3 separate regions of the Homo sapiens genome follow, and regions 1 and 3 are each linked to region 2. A link is a contact called in ENCODE Hi-C or POLR2A ChIA-PET data. All regions are on one chromosome and are shown on one strand. Each heading gives the region's core, a stretch centred on a gene start or an enhancer-like site at or near the end of the contact. The rest is flanking DNA. Distances are from core to core; before and after follow the strand shown. Region 1 overlaps HDAC4 (histone deacetylase 4). Region 2 has its middle 14 kb from the start of MIR4786. Region 3 overlaps HDAC4 (histone deacetylase 4).

Region 1 (4,540 bases), core at 507-3,006, 610 kb after region 2:
AAATTGCTATTGTTCTCTTGGCTTTTAATTTTCACTCTCACCAGCCTTTCTGTTCAGGATACTGTGCGGTGAGGACCTCTTTCTCCATGTTAAGTTCGCACTGGTGAGTTGTGGCAGGATTGGTTTTCTTGTAGGATGGCTCAGGGCTGTGTTTCTTTCAGCTAATTGTGGCTACATTTTTGCCTTTGCGTGTCCAATTTGGGTTTCAAATTCAGGATTGTCCAAGTACTCTATGTTTGAAAATATTTTCCAGAGACCCCAGATTTCTTATTTATGTGCGTTAGTTACTTTTTAATTTTTTCAGCTGCCTTCTAGTTTCACACCTTCAATTGTGCTAATCCTTCGCATTTTAAAAGTTACACCAGCCTTTGTCAGTGTTTCATCAGTGCATACCGTAGCGCATGTGGTCCCGTTCAGATGCACTTTCTGTGGCCTGGATTCTAGGGGAAGCAATAGAGGATATATTTCATTCTGAAATTTGCACTGTTTCTTTTTTAAGTTAAATATTTCAACAGCAATGGATGTTCTTGTCTTTTTTTAGAAAAAATAAAAATGAATGTTTTTGTGGCGCTTCTGCCTGCTTGAGTGGCAGCGTTTTTTCCCTGTGCAGGCCCCCAGGTGTGTGTGATTGGCTGCCCCGGGGCCCCGTGACAGGGGATGCTTTTTGAGCTCTCACCGGCATCTTCCTCCTTAAATCCAGATTGGGCGGAGACATGAATTCAGCATTACCTCTCCCATGTCCACACGTGAAGAAGCACTTTCCAGGCGCACACACCTAAGTCGTTGGCCGCGGGTTCTTGGAGGGCGTGGCCTGAGCTCCCAGACGCCTCCTCTCTCACCTAGCACTGCACAGTGCCTTCCACACACAGGCTCTCCGAGGATCTGCCCCATTTATTGCTTTGATTTTGTTGGATGAAAGCAGTTTATTAAATAAATGGGAAAATACTCCCCTTCCCCAGTTTCAAAAGTTAAGATGTAGTCTTTTCTTTACTTAACATCCAACAATGCTGAAAGATGAAAGAAAGGAAAATGCTCTCTTTACCCTGCCAGACCACATTTAGCTGGGAGGCACACAGTTCAGAGAAAGTCACAGGTGACATTTTGTAGATTCTCAAGCAGGAGCTCTCTCTCTTTTTCTCTCTTTCCCTCTTTGTCTCCCCATGTCCATACCTGTACCTATTACATACACGATAGAACAGCAATGGGATTTTTTTGTAGCTCCGTAATATTTCAGTATTTAAAAATCCTCTGTTAATGGGACTTAAATTTTTTGTATAGTAAATAACACCTCAGCGAGCATTGTTGCACATGTGTCTTTATGTTTGGGGCTGGTTGTTCTTATCATGATTGTTTTGTTAGGATAAAGTCCAAGAAACAGAACTGTGGGGACAAGGGGATGCGTGAGTCACCCTCATCATCAAGAGTGAGCCGTTTGTGGCACGTGCACCCCACCCACTATGGCAAGATGCCTCCACACACCCCGCAGCAGCGCTGGGTTTGTCTCAGTCACTGCAGTTCTTTCTGGGCTTCCCGAGAAGGAAGGGCCACAAGAGTCTGTCCAGGTGCTGGGGCAGACATTGGTGACGTCGCTTATCGAAGCCAGGAGTGGGGCCCCGGGTGTGGGGCCGAGTGACAGACCCAGGCTACCCACACCCGGGCAGGATGAAGAGTCTCAAGAGTGCTTTCCTTAGGCTGGTTCCCGTCCACACACCAGCACTCAGCCAGTCAAGACACCTCTTGTGAGCATCTGCTACATGCCAGGCTGCTGTAAGCACTGGGGTCTACTGGTGAACCACACAGGAAAAGCCCCCACCCATTGCCACACCCAGTGCCAGTGGGAAAGTCAAACAGTAGATGGGTAAATAAACAACTACATAATGGTAAATATGGCTGGCAGTGATGGAGTCTGCCCTGCACAGGCACTTTGCTAAGTGTTTTCTACATATTTACAGCTGTGATCCCCACAACAGCCTACGGATGGGTCCTACTAACCTTACATCATCTGTATTTTACAGATGAGAAAACAGAGGCATTGAGAAAGGAAGTCACTGGCCCAAGGGGCTGTGCCAAGCAACTGACTCTTAACCAGTGAGCTTGCGCTCTGAAGTGTAAGGCTTTACTCCCCTAAACTTGTCATTGCAAGGCAGTAGAATAGGATCTGGAGACAGGGGGCCTTCACTTCAGCATCCGATTGGTTGCAGGCTGAGCTTTCACTTCAGCCCCTGATTGGTTGCAGGCCAAGTCTTCATTCGCATAGGGTGTAACTTCACTTTGGCCTCTGATTGGTCATGAGCCAAGTCTTCATTTACATAGGGTGTAACCAGTAGGAAACCTCTAAAGGGTACTTAACCCCCAGAAGATTTTGCAAGTGGGAGTCTTGAGCAGCTTGCTCTGGAGCTTGCTCCTGCTCTGTGGAGTGTACTTCCGCTTAAACAAATCTGTGCTTTCGTTGCTTCATTCTTTCATTGCTTTGTTTGTGTGTTTTGTCCAATTCTTTGTTCAACATGTCAAGAACCTGGACGACTCGCAGTGAAGACCCTCCCCCTTAACAACCGGATGTGCCATCAGGGATAGATGCTGCCCTGAGAATGATGAAGCCAGTGTCTAGGGGAAGTCCTGGTGTGGGCGGGAGCTGTGATGTTCTGTGCTCTATGGCAGGGCTTTGGAGGGCTTTGACTGGGCCAGAGCAAGTAACTATAAAATGTCAGACCTTAGAAGAAAAGCATCCTGTACTCTGACAGGAAGCAGCATGAGTTGGTTGTCACTAAAAGGAAGAACTTCTGAGAACCCCACAAAGGACCCAGTTAGGTAATTGTTGAAAGCTGCTACTCCTTCAGGGATAATGTAATATTTTTCCAACATTTACACACGTTCACCTTATTTAAGATTGGCTCAAAACACAGAAAAATGTAAGCTAACCTTTTTTTTTTTTTTTTTTTTTTTTTTTGAGACGGAGTCTTGCTCTTTCACCCAGGCTGGAGTGCAGTGGCGCTATCTCGGCTCGCTGCAAGCTCCGTCTCCCGGGTTCACACCATTGTCCTGCCTCAGCCTCCTGAGTAGCTGGGACTACAGGCGCCCGCCACCACGCCCGGCTAATTTTTTGTATTTTTAGTAGAGACGGGGTTTCACCGTGTGAGCCAGGATGGTCTCGATCTCCTGACCTCGTGATCCGCCCACCTTCACCTTCCAAAGTGCCGGGATTACAGGCGTGAGCCACTGCGCCTGGCTGCAAGCTAATCTTATGAAGCTTAGAGTATCTTGATTTTAGAACCTGCAAGAGACAATAATAAAGCAAACGTTATAAGCACATTTTGTTTGTAAACATAGGTTTAAAACCCTGAATAGAATATTGGGGAAAAGAAAATAACAGTACATTATGTAGTTATTCGTTATCAAAGGTTTTATTACAGGACAGTTGTTATACAAGGAAAGCGGTATAAATCATGTAAATATGAGAGAATGTTTTGAAAAATAAAAAAGATTAGATAAAATAATTATTTCAGTTTTCATAATTGATTTTAAAATACCCAAGTTGGAGAGAATATGTAGTTCTTACAAGTTGGGGATCATTTGAAAGCAAAAATGAATCTTTTTCATGGTTGGAAAACTCTAGAGGCCTTGTCTTAACAAGAGCTGTGTTCTGAGGTTGACCTTACGGTAGCACATGTGTTCAGTATGGCTTGAGATGTCAGCAGTTTCATTAAGATGGGAAGAACCAAAATAAATTCACATAAAAAGACTCAAAAAGATTCAGAAAATTTTATAGATTATCAGAAACCCACTAGAATCATGGATTTTGTATTTGCCAATAATTAATAGCTAGAAAAGTTCAACAGCAAAATAGTTTTGATTAAAATACATATTTTTACATAACAGAAGAGTCCTACCAATTTCCTTATTTCCATATTTGGCAAATTTAGATTTACCTATGTCATTTGTCACTGGTGGAGATCAGCATTCCATTCTCTATAATTCCTTCTAAATTTTTTTGTTTGTTTGATTTATCACTTTTTTTTTTTTTTTTTTTTTGAGATGAAGTCTCACTCTTGTTCCCCAGGCTGGAGTGCAATGGTGCGATCTCGACTCACTGCACCCTCCGCCTCCCAGGTTCAAGCAATTCTCCTGCCTCACCCTCCCGAGTAGCTGGGATTACAGGCGCCTCCCACCACGCCAGCTAACTTTTGTATTTTAAGTAGAGACGGGGTTTCACCATGTTGGCCAGGCTGGTCTTGAACTTCTGACCTCAGGTGATCCGCCTGCTTCGGCCTCCCAAAGTGCTGGGATTACAGGTGATTTATCACTTTCTCAGCCCGCTTAGTCATTCTGTTTTTATCCCCTCCACACGCATTTATTTTAAATTTTAATTATAAATCTCTAATTAAAGAATTAAACAATTCATAGACATTATCTGCATCATTTAAAGCAATACAATAGCAGTGACCGTGTGCTCTGTGAGACAGAGACCACTACAAGGACATTTACATGTTTGCTTTTCATTCTGCTGTTTCCAAAAAAAAGTTTTATCATACATGCACATGTT
Region 2 (4,401 bases), core at 1,874-4,373:
CCCTGCCCCCCCTCCTGGGCATGCTGTACCCGTCCACCAGGACCCTGCGGCCTCCTGACCTCCCTCCCTGCCACACCCCTCCTGGACCCTGCCCCTCCTCCTGAGCTCGCTGTACCCATCCACCGGGGCCTCCATGCCTGCTGTTCCCCTGCCAGGAACTCTTCTGCACGCCCTCTGGTCCGGCTCCCGGTGCATCCTTGCCTTCCACCTCCCTGTTTCCCACAACCCCGCCCTGTGTACCTTTCCTTCCTGGTGCTCACCACTGATTGGCCGGGTGCCACCTGTGAGTCTGTAGAGCTCTTTGGGGGCGGCAGGCAGGGTCAGCAGAGGCTGCGGACAGCGGGGTGCAGAGGGACTGGAGCCACTGCCTGCAGACAGGCAGGACCGTCTTTCTGCTTGGTGTGACCTGGTCATTTCTCTCGGCGAAGTGGCGATCAGGACGGGATCCATGGGGACGGGGTCAGGAAAGGTCTCTGAGGAGGGCATCCTGGGAGATGATCTGCATGCACGGCTGAAGGAGGAAATTTGCAGGGGATGTGAAGGTCATGGCAAAGGTCAGAGCAGGGGCAATGGAGGAGCAGGGGTGGCAGAGGAGCAGGGGTGGTGGAGAAGCAGGGCTGGCGGAGGACTAGGGGCGGTGGAGAAGCAGGGCTGGCTGAGGAGCAGGGGCAGTGGAGAAGCAGGGCTGGTGGAGGAGCAGGGGCGGTGGAGAAGCAGGGGCAGCGGAGGAGCAGGGGCAGTGGAGGAGCAGGACTGGTGGAGGAGCAGGGGCAGTTGAGAAGCAGGACTGGCTGAGGAGCAGGGGCGGTGGAGAAGCAGGGGCAGCGGAGGAGCAGGGGCAGTGGAGGAGCAGGACTGGTGGAGGAGCAGGGGCAGTTGAGAAGCAGGACTGGCTGAGGAGCAGGGGCGGTGGAGAAGCAGGGGCAGCGGAGGAGCAGGGGCAGTGGAGGAGCAGGGGCAGTGGAGGAGCAGGACTGGTGGAGGAGCAGGGGCAGTGGAGGAGCAGGGCTGGCTGAGGAGCAGGGGCAGTGGGAGAGCAGGGCCGGCGGAGGAGCAAGAGCAGTGGAGGAGCAGGGGCAGTGGAGGAGCAGGGCTGGTGGAGAAGCAGGGGCAGTGGAGGAGCAAGAGCAGTGGAGAAGCAGGGCTGGTGGAGAAGCAGGGCCGGCGGAGGAGCAAGAGCAGTGGAGGAGCAGGGGCAGTGGAGGAGCAGGGGTGGTGGAGAAGCAGGGGCGGTGGAGGAGCAAGAGCAGTGGAGGAGCAGGGCTGGTGGAGAAGCAGGGCCGGCGGAGGAGCAGGGCAGCTTGCTGGAGCAGCAAGGGCTGCCGCACTTCCCGGGCTTGTGAGGTGCACTAGCCTCCCACAAGAAGGAAAATCACCACTGATTAAATAACGTTGAGAGGTGAGGAAACACTGCCATGGCTTATTTTGCATTCCTTGCAAGAGCTCTTTTTGACTCATTTTTTCCTTTTTATGGAGGCTCAGGAGTGAGACCTGAGACCACAAGAGAAATGGCCTCGTGAGACCCTGGCCCCTCCTTCCCATTCTCAACCACCTTCGACAACTCAGTCATCGGTGTCTGCGTCTCTGCCCGGTACCGTCCTCCGTAACCCATGGGTGGCTGATGCAGCCATTGTCCCTGTCTCCAGGGCAGCAGCCAGGCCACCGGTTGGTGCCAAGCACGCACATCACTGCAGTGTCAGGGCAGCGTCTCGCCTGGGTGGCTGCATCCCGGCTTTGGAGACGCCGGGTGGCGATCTTGTTACGATCTCGTTAGCCAGATGCAGCGTTCTCTTCATTTTTAAAGAGCAGTGGGAAGGCACGGGAGGGGGTTCAAGCCTGCTTTGGTTCTTGTCTTCAGCTCACCGGGCGCCAGTGGGGAGCACTGGACAGAGACAGGAGTAGGTGCAGGAGGAAGAGTCGGGGGCTCCTGACCTCGGGAGTGGGATCCGGGTGGCCGCGGGGCGATGGGAGACAAAGCGTTTCGGAGTCAAGGCTGGGAGGATTCGCGGAGGATCCGCTGATGGGAGGAGTGGGGTGAAGGAGCAACCACACAGGCTCCGAGGTTGGGCCTGGGCTGCTTGGAACACGGATACCACCTGTTTGGAAGGGACGCTGCAGGGAACGCGGAAGGGTCTGACATCCTTGCACAGAGGGACCTGGAGCGGGATGTCCGGTGGTTGGCTGGGTGCCTCTGGAGCAGGTGAGGCAGGGCTTGGAGACAGCTTGGGAATCACAGGTGAGAGTGTCCCCCAGGGCCCTGGATGAGGTCACCTGTGGGGAGAGCATAGTTGGAAACGAGATGTCGCTGTCACAGCTCCAGGGTGGGAGACAGGAACTGCATTAAACCCAGCAGCGGCTCGCGGTGGGCCAGGGCCGAGGAGTCTGGCGTGGATTCGGGGGATTTCCTGCCATGAGGAACTGACTTCACAGAATAATAATCACAATAGAAGTAATTTTCAGATCGCAAGTGGTTTTCCTTTTTCCTCTTTGTGTTCTCTTTCCAGCTCTGTATTTCATCTTGTCTTTTGCCTTCTTTTCTTTAGTCATGATTCATGGAATTCATGTGCTCCTTTATTTCTTGGAAAACATGAAAGCAGTTGAGGTATACATTTTCTTCTGTTATGGAACAATTATGCCTTCAAAGTGGCATTGGTACCTGCCTTTTTTTTTCTGTTACATTTGTTTTCTTCTTTTGTTATTTTTTTTTTAAAGTCCTGGAATCTTTGTACAGACCTTCTGCTCCTTACTCGCGTTTGTGGTGGGGGCTGTGCTGGGGTCTGCTGTTTTCCCATGTGGGATGGGAGGGCCCTTCTTGACTTCAGTCGCTCTTTACCTGGGTACTGGTGTTTTGTGTCTTTGCTTTTAACTTTTAATTTGATGACTACACATGCACAAGAAATTGCAAACGCAGCATGCAGAAGTCCCCTGTGTCCTTGCCCAGCACCCCCACAGCCACCGTATTGGGGTACCAGGGACCTGACAGTGATGGGCCCACCAGCCTTGCCGAGTTTTTGCCAGCTTTCCTCACACTCATTTGTTGTTCCATGTGGTTTTATAGAATTTTGCCACCTGTGGCGGCTGCCACGCTGATGTCATCGTGTGAATCTCCCTCAGGCTGTCCCCAGTCGCCACCCAGGCTCCTCCCCTTGCCCCACCCCTAACCCTGGCAACCAGGAAGCTGTTCTGCAGCTCTGTGATTTTGTCATTTTGAGAATTTTGTATAAATGGAATTGTGCGGCATGTGACCTTTAGAGATTAACTTTTAAAATTCAGCCTAATGCCCTTGAGCCCCCTCCAGGCTGTGAGAGTGGCAATACAGTCATGCTTTGTGTAATGACGGGGATACATCCTGAGGACTGCACCGTTAGGTCGGTGAGTCAGCCAGTGGGTGGGGAGTGAACGTGAGGGCCTGGGACATGACTGTGCACTGCTGCAGACTTTATAGACATTGCACACTTAGGCTAAACTCAATTTATCGTTAAAAGTTTTCTTTCTTCAGTAAGCTAACCTTAGCTTACTCTAAGTCTTTTACTTCATACACTTTTTGATATTTTTTAACTTTCTGACTCTTTTATAATAACATTTACCTTAAAATACATGTTACAGCTCTATATTCTTTCTTCATATCCTTATTCTATAAGCTTTATTCTATTACTTTTTTAACTTTTAAAACTTTAAAAAAATACTAAGGCACAAATGCACACATTAGCCTAGGTCTACATACGGTCAGGATCATCCATGTCTGATAGGGTATAACTGTGTCCCCACCCAAGTCTCATCTTGAATTGTAGCTCCCATAATCCCCATGTGTTGTGGGAGGGACCTGGTGGGAGGCCGTTGAATCGTGGGGGTGGATCTTTCCCATGCTGTTCTTGTCACAGTGAATCAGTCTCATGGGATCTGGTGGTTTTATAAAGAGAAGCTCCCCTGCACACACTTTCTTGCCTGCCACCATGTAAGACGTGTCTTGCTTCCCCTTCGCTCTCCACCATGATTGTGAGGCCTCCCCAGCCATGTGGAACTGTGAGTCCATTAAACCTCTTTCCTTTATGAATTACCCGGTCTCGGGTACGTCTTTATTAGCAGCATGAGGACAGACTAATATGACGTCACTGTCTTCCACCTCCACCTCCTGTCCCACTGGAAGGTCTTCAGGAGCAGTAGCACACATGGAATTGTTCTCCCCTGTGGTAATGATGCCTTCTTCTGAATACCTCCTGAAGGACTTATCTGAGGCTGTTTTACAGGTATCTATTTTTTTTTATAAGTAGGAGGAGTACACTCCAAAATTATGATAAAAAGTATAGTGTACTAAAAATATAATCCAGAAATATCGTCAGTTATTTTCATCAGTATTATGTACTGTACATAATTGCATGTGCTAGACTTGTATATGACTGG
Region 3 (4,265 bases), core at 1,745-4,244, 560 kb after region 2:
ACTGTCCAGGAGTTCCTGAGACAGAGACCCTCAGGGAGGCTCCCCATCAGGTTCCTATGGGTTCCTGCTTCACCCTACTGCCCTCGTTGGAGAGACCCCCAGCAGTCTGGGGCCTTGAGGATGCCTCTGGCCGAGCAGCCACCCACGCGCCCTGCCCTGGTCTGCTTTGCAGCTCTGCGGGTGCAGCTGCTCCCGTCCGCCAGCTGCTGGATGTTTGTGGGGCATTGTTGAAATCTCTGATGGATGCTGCCCCCTGCCCCTCCACGGGCTCTTCACTGTTTTGGGTCCATGCCTGTGCTATCACTTGATTCCGATTTAACAATACAGGTGAATGAGGCAGGGCCGGATGCGCAGGCCCAGATCCTCATCTTTGTGCAAAAGCTTTGAGGGACCACAGGTAAAGGCCCGGGCCACGCCGACAGAGGCTCCAGTCTCCATCCTGCTTGTGCGGCCATGCCTGAGCCAGGTCCCCTGTGCTGTTGCCACACACGTGTGTGTGTGAGTGAGTCCGTGCGTATGTGTGTTTGAGGTTATATGAGTGTATTTGTGAGTGTGAATGTGTGAGCATGAGTGTTTGTGAATGTCTGTGGGTGTGTTACACTGTGAGCATGAGTGCATGTTTGCATGAATGTGATCGGGTGTGTTTAAGGTTATGTGTGTGAGCATGCATGTTTGTGTGTTTGTGTTAGTGTGTGTGAGTGCCTGGGTGTGAGTGTGCAAGTGTGATTGAATGTGTGAGTTTGAGGTTGTGTAAGTGCATGCTTGTGTTTGTATTAGTGTATAAGTGTTAGTATATGAGCGCATGGGTTTGAGTGTGCGTGTTTGAGTGTGTTCATGATTGTGAGTTTGTGGTTATGTGAGAGTGTGTGTGAGTGTATAAGGATGTGTGTATGTGATTGAGTGTGTGAGTTTGAGGTCATGTGTGAGTGACACACGTGTTTATATGTTGGACTCCTTGTTGGAGCCTGGCCTGAGTGGACGGGGCCGTGGTGCAGGCCAGAACAGGTGTCTGCACAGACAAGGTGGCCTGAGGCGCAGGGTTCCTGCCTGGACAAAGGTGGACTCTGTCCTGGGTGATTCCCTGTCCCAGCTGGGGCCTGCCCTGTGGCTGCCAGGAGCTGAGGAGTGACTGACTCTGGGGGCGACAGGCTGTGGGAAGCCCTGTGGTGTGGACAGCAGCTGCACATCAGTGGCTCCAAAGGGCAGAGGGTTAGAGCAATTGCCCTAGATGGCAGCTGTCATCGACTATCCAACTAGGAGATGAGGGGCATGTTGGTCCTTCACCTTTATGACTCATTTAGCTGTCTGTAATTCATCCCAGGAACGTTCTTAAAGTAATCATCATCATTTTGAAAAGACCCAGCATGATGCGGGGATGAGCTGTGAAGACAGGTTTTCAAGCCCAAGTCCAGTGGGTGCTCAACCAGCTCCTCTGCTCGGCTCCTCCAGGCGCCGCAGGGCTGCAGGTGCACCAGCCTTTCCACCAGGTGCCTGGCCAGCACAAGAGTCCTGCTCTCCCGGAGGCCGCTGTGCAGGATCAGCTCTGCACTATCTGTTGCCGTTAACCATACAGTGCATGACCTCCTGAAAAACACCAGACATGCTTCACAGGCCCCAGGGCTGGCAAGGCAGGGAGCAGGGAGGCCTGGATTCAGGGGGGCGCTGCAGGGAGTCCAGAGTGCCCGTGCTGACTGGGTTTGGTCTGTCTCTGGGCAAATCCAGTTTTACAAGTCTGCTAAGTAGCAGTCTTTAAAACTGCATCTTGATTGGTGTGGCACCTGTCTCCTGCCTGCGAGAACCATACCTGCTTTTACTCTACCCTTTAACAGGAGAGCCCCGAGCCATGTCTTTCAGTGGGATCGAGGGAGTTGGAACATTTCAGAGCTGTGGGGTGCCTCCCTCAGCGCAGCATTTTGGACCTCTAGCACCACTCTCTGACGGTTGTTGGTGGCCCATGGCTAAGGGTTGCATGGTTGTCTTTGCATTTTTAAACTCTGTTTTGACCCCGCAGAGCCCCTTGGGAAAAGTCGGGATGCTACCCTCACTGACCTGCCAGTCCCGGGGACACAGGGCAGACGGCCTGCCGTCCTGTACAGGGCCCCGTGCATCTGGGCGTGCTTTTCTCTGCCTCATGAAGTGTGTCGCCAGCCACGCTGCAATCATCTGTTCTTTAAGAGAAAGAAAAGTGGAGATGACAGGATGTGGCGGTCCTATGATTCTCTCCGCCCACCAGGGAGGAATGGGAAGTTCCCATCAGGGCATGACGCCACTTTCAGTACAAGCCTTCAGGCATCTGTGCCACTTCCTTTCATGCACCCTGCACTGTCCTCAGCTCCTTTAAGCTCTTCATTTCCGTTGTTTTCTATGAAAGGTGGCTACGATTCTGTGTGTTCTGCTTGAGAGAAGGTGGCCCAGGCCTGCTGAGACGTCATGGGCCGTGTCATCCAGCAACCTGGCTTCCGAGGCGCTGTGTTGAACACTTCTTGACTTCATGAGTTTATAAGTACTTCATGCCCAGCTACACCGTGTACGCGGAAATGAGAGCAGGGCTTGACCCGTCTCTTGATTATCTGCAGCAGTTTTAATTTATTTTAAAATAGAAATAGCTTTGCTTTTTACATTAAAATAAAAATGCTTTTTGTAAACAATTGCAACAATAAATAAACTTAGAAAGTAGGAGTTTAACGAACCTCTGAGTTTCGCTCACATGCTTGGGAAACCAACCGGGTTAGCGGGACTGTAGCTTGGAGACATTGCAGCCCAAGCGGCTGTCTCTGGGGAGCCCTGTGGCTCCCGGGCTGCCCACCCCCCGCCGGGCAGTCGGCTTGCTGCCACCAGCAGGTGTGAGCTCCAACCGTAGACATGCTCTTGGTCCAGACGTCCATTTATTGGGACCCAAAACTCAGAACTGTGGGCAGTTCAGACCTGGAAAGATGAAAGGGGACCGTCGGGGAATGGGCCGTGCTGCTGTCTTCCTTCCCGCTTGTTGGCATCTGTCCAAGCCTTCCCTCCTTTCTTGGAGACTGTCACCAGAGAGGGCCTGTCTGTGTCTTGTCAAACAGAGAGGATTCCTCCCTGCCGGCGAGCCTGTCCACTGCCTGTGTGTGCAGGTCCTTTGTCACCTTCCTGCAGCTTCCCTGGGGTCACCAGGGGAGTGGTGTGTCACCCGTGGGGTTGGCATTCACCTCCCCCCAGGTGAGGGCTCTCTGACGGCTGTGAATAATCACAGCAGCAGGTACCAGGATTGTCTGCGGGTTCCCATCTGCAGGGCAGCCTCAGCTGTCGATGCCGACATCGATAGTTTTGAGTAGAGTTGGGGAGGAACTTGGGCTATCACCTGGAATCAAAGCACCTTTATTTACTGCTTTGGTCCGAAAGAACGCAACACTTAGGAGGGTCCACTCCAGCAGTGATAAGCACCTCACCTGCAGAACAGGGAGGGCTGCCTGCCCAGGTCTCCCACCTCACCTGGGCAGGAGAGGCACCTGCAGCTTGAGACAGGCATGGAGAGGACGGTCCTGACCACTGAGGAGTGTCTGTGTCTGGAGGAAACAGCCTGTGCCCCTCTCCTCAGGACGGAGGCCCTTCACTTGTACCCCCCTGTTATCCCCCAATGGAGAAGGAAGTGGGTGGGCGGCTGGGACACGTCAGTTTCCAGTTTTTCTTGCTTGGCACCCTGTCAATCTTGAGTTTGTTTCAAGAAGCTGTTCTGCTGCCTTGATGAGACCCCCTCCACGTGAAGAAAGGTGAAATGCAGCAGCGCCAGCCACGCAAGATGGTACTGTGCTTTGGACGGTGCATTTCAGGGTCTTCTCATCGCCCCCTTTGCTAGTCCCTGAATTCCTCACAGCCAAGTTCCTGTGTCTCTGCGGGCCCCACATCCCTCACATCTGACATTCAGGGCCCTCCTGTGTCTCCGAAGGAAGAGGGTTGGAACACACCTGCAGAGCCACGGTTCTCAAACTCCGGAGCCCTTCACACTCCTGCAAATTAGCATGGACTCCAAAGAGCTTTAGCTTCAATGATTGAGATGCACAGGCTGACTGTCGTTCTGACGTGCTTGGGACCAGAAGTGTTCAGGCTCTCAGAGTTTTTGGATTTTGAAGTATTTGCGTATACATAATGAGATATCTTGGGGATGGGACCTGAGTCTAAACATGAAATTTATTTATTTATTTATTTATTTATTTTGAGACGGAGTCTTACTCTGTCGCCCAGGCTGGAGTGCAGTGGTGTGGTCTCGGCTCACTGCCACCTCCGCCTCC

Evidence for each region. A loop is a pair of places that touch in the nucleus more often than their neighbours do. ChIA-PET counts read pairs that join two places held with the same protein, here RNA polymerase II (POLR2A). Pooled maps may share reads with other maps.
Region 1: a loop to region 2 is called in a pooled map, with 14 times the contacts of the local background. The contact joins two enhancer-like sites. A Hi-C loop is called at or near these places in 4 of 50 pooled maps. POLR2A ChIA-PET finds 5 or more read pairs at or near these places in 2 of 52 experiments (T-cell and WTC11).
Region 3: a map of dorsolateral prefrontal cortex shows a loop between it and region 2 (2.3-fold over the local background). The contact joins two enhancer-like sites. A Hi-C loop is called at or near these places in 2 of 168 maps with a recorded cell type or tissue (dorsolateral prefrontal cortex and posterior cingulate gyrus) and 3 of 50 pooled maps. POLR2A ChIA-PET finds 5 or more read pairs at or near these places in 1 of 52 experiments (WTC11).

The regions. Positions count from the first base shown.
Region 1 is chr2:239,319,872-239,324,411 of GRCh38, reverse strand. The region is part of intron 2 of HDAC4 (histone deacetylase 4); the gene reads left to right. Among named protein-coding and RNA genes, the nearest start is that of MIR4269, 17 kb to the right of the region's middle. Within about 2 kb of position 1,756, at least 9 of the 41 ENCODE cell types and tissues checked have a DNase peak (open chromatin) inside an H3K27ac peak, as active enhancers do.
Region 2 is chr2:239,926,478-239,930,878 of GRCh38, reverse strand. It overlaps a transcript of NDUFA10 not described here. Among named protein-coding and RNA genes, the nearest start is that of MIR4786, 14 kb to the left of the region's middle. RefSeq lists a silencer at 1,754-1,975. Within about 2 kb of position 3,123, at least 3 of the 41 ENCODE cell types and tissues checked have a DNase peak (open chromatin) inside an H3K27ac peak, as active enhancers do; they include dorsolateral prefrontal cortex, where a contact is called at or near this core.
Region 3 is chr2:239,367,904-239,372,168 of GRCh38, reverse strand. The region is part of intron 1 of HDAC4 (histone deacetylase 4); the gene reads left to right. Among named protein-coding and RNA genes, the nearest start is that of MIR2467, 18 kb to the right of the region's middle. RefSeq lists enhancers at 2,071-2,230, 2,251-2,570. Within about 2 kb of position 2,994, at least 12 of the 41 ENCODE cell types and tissues checked have a DNase peak (open chromatin) inside an H3K27ac peak, as active enhancers do; they include dorsolateral prefrontal cortex, where a contact is called at or near this core.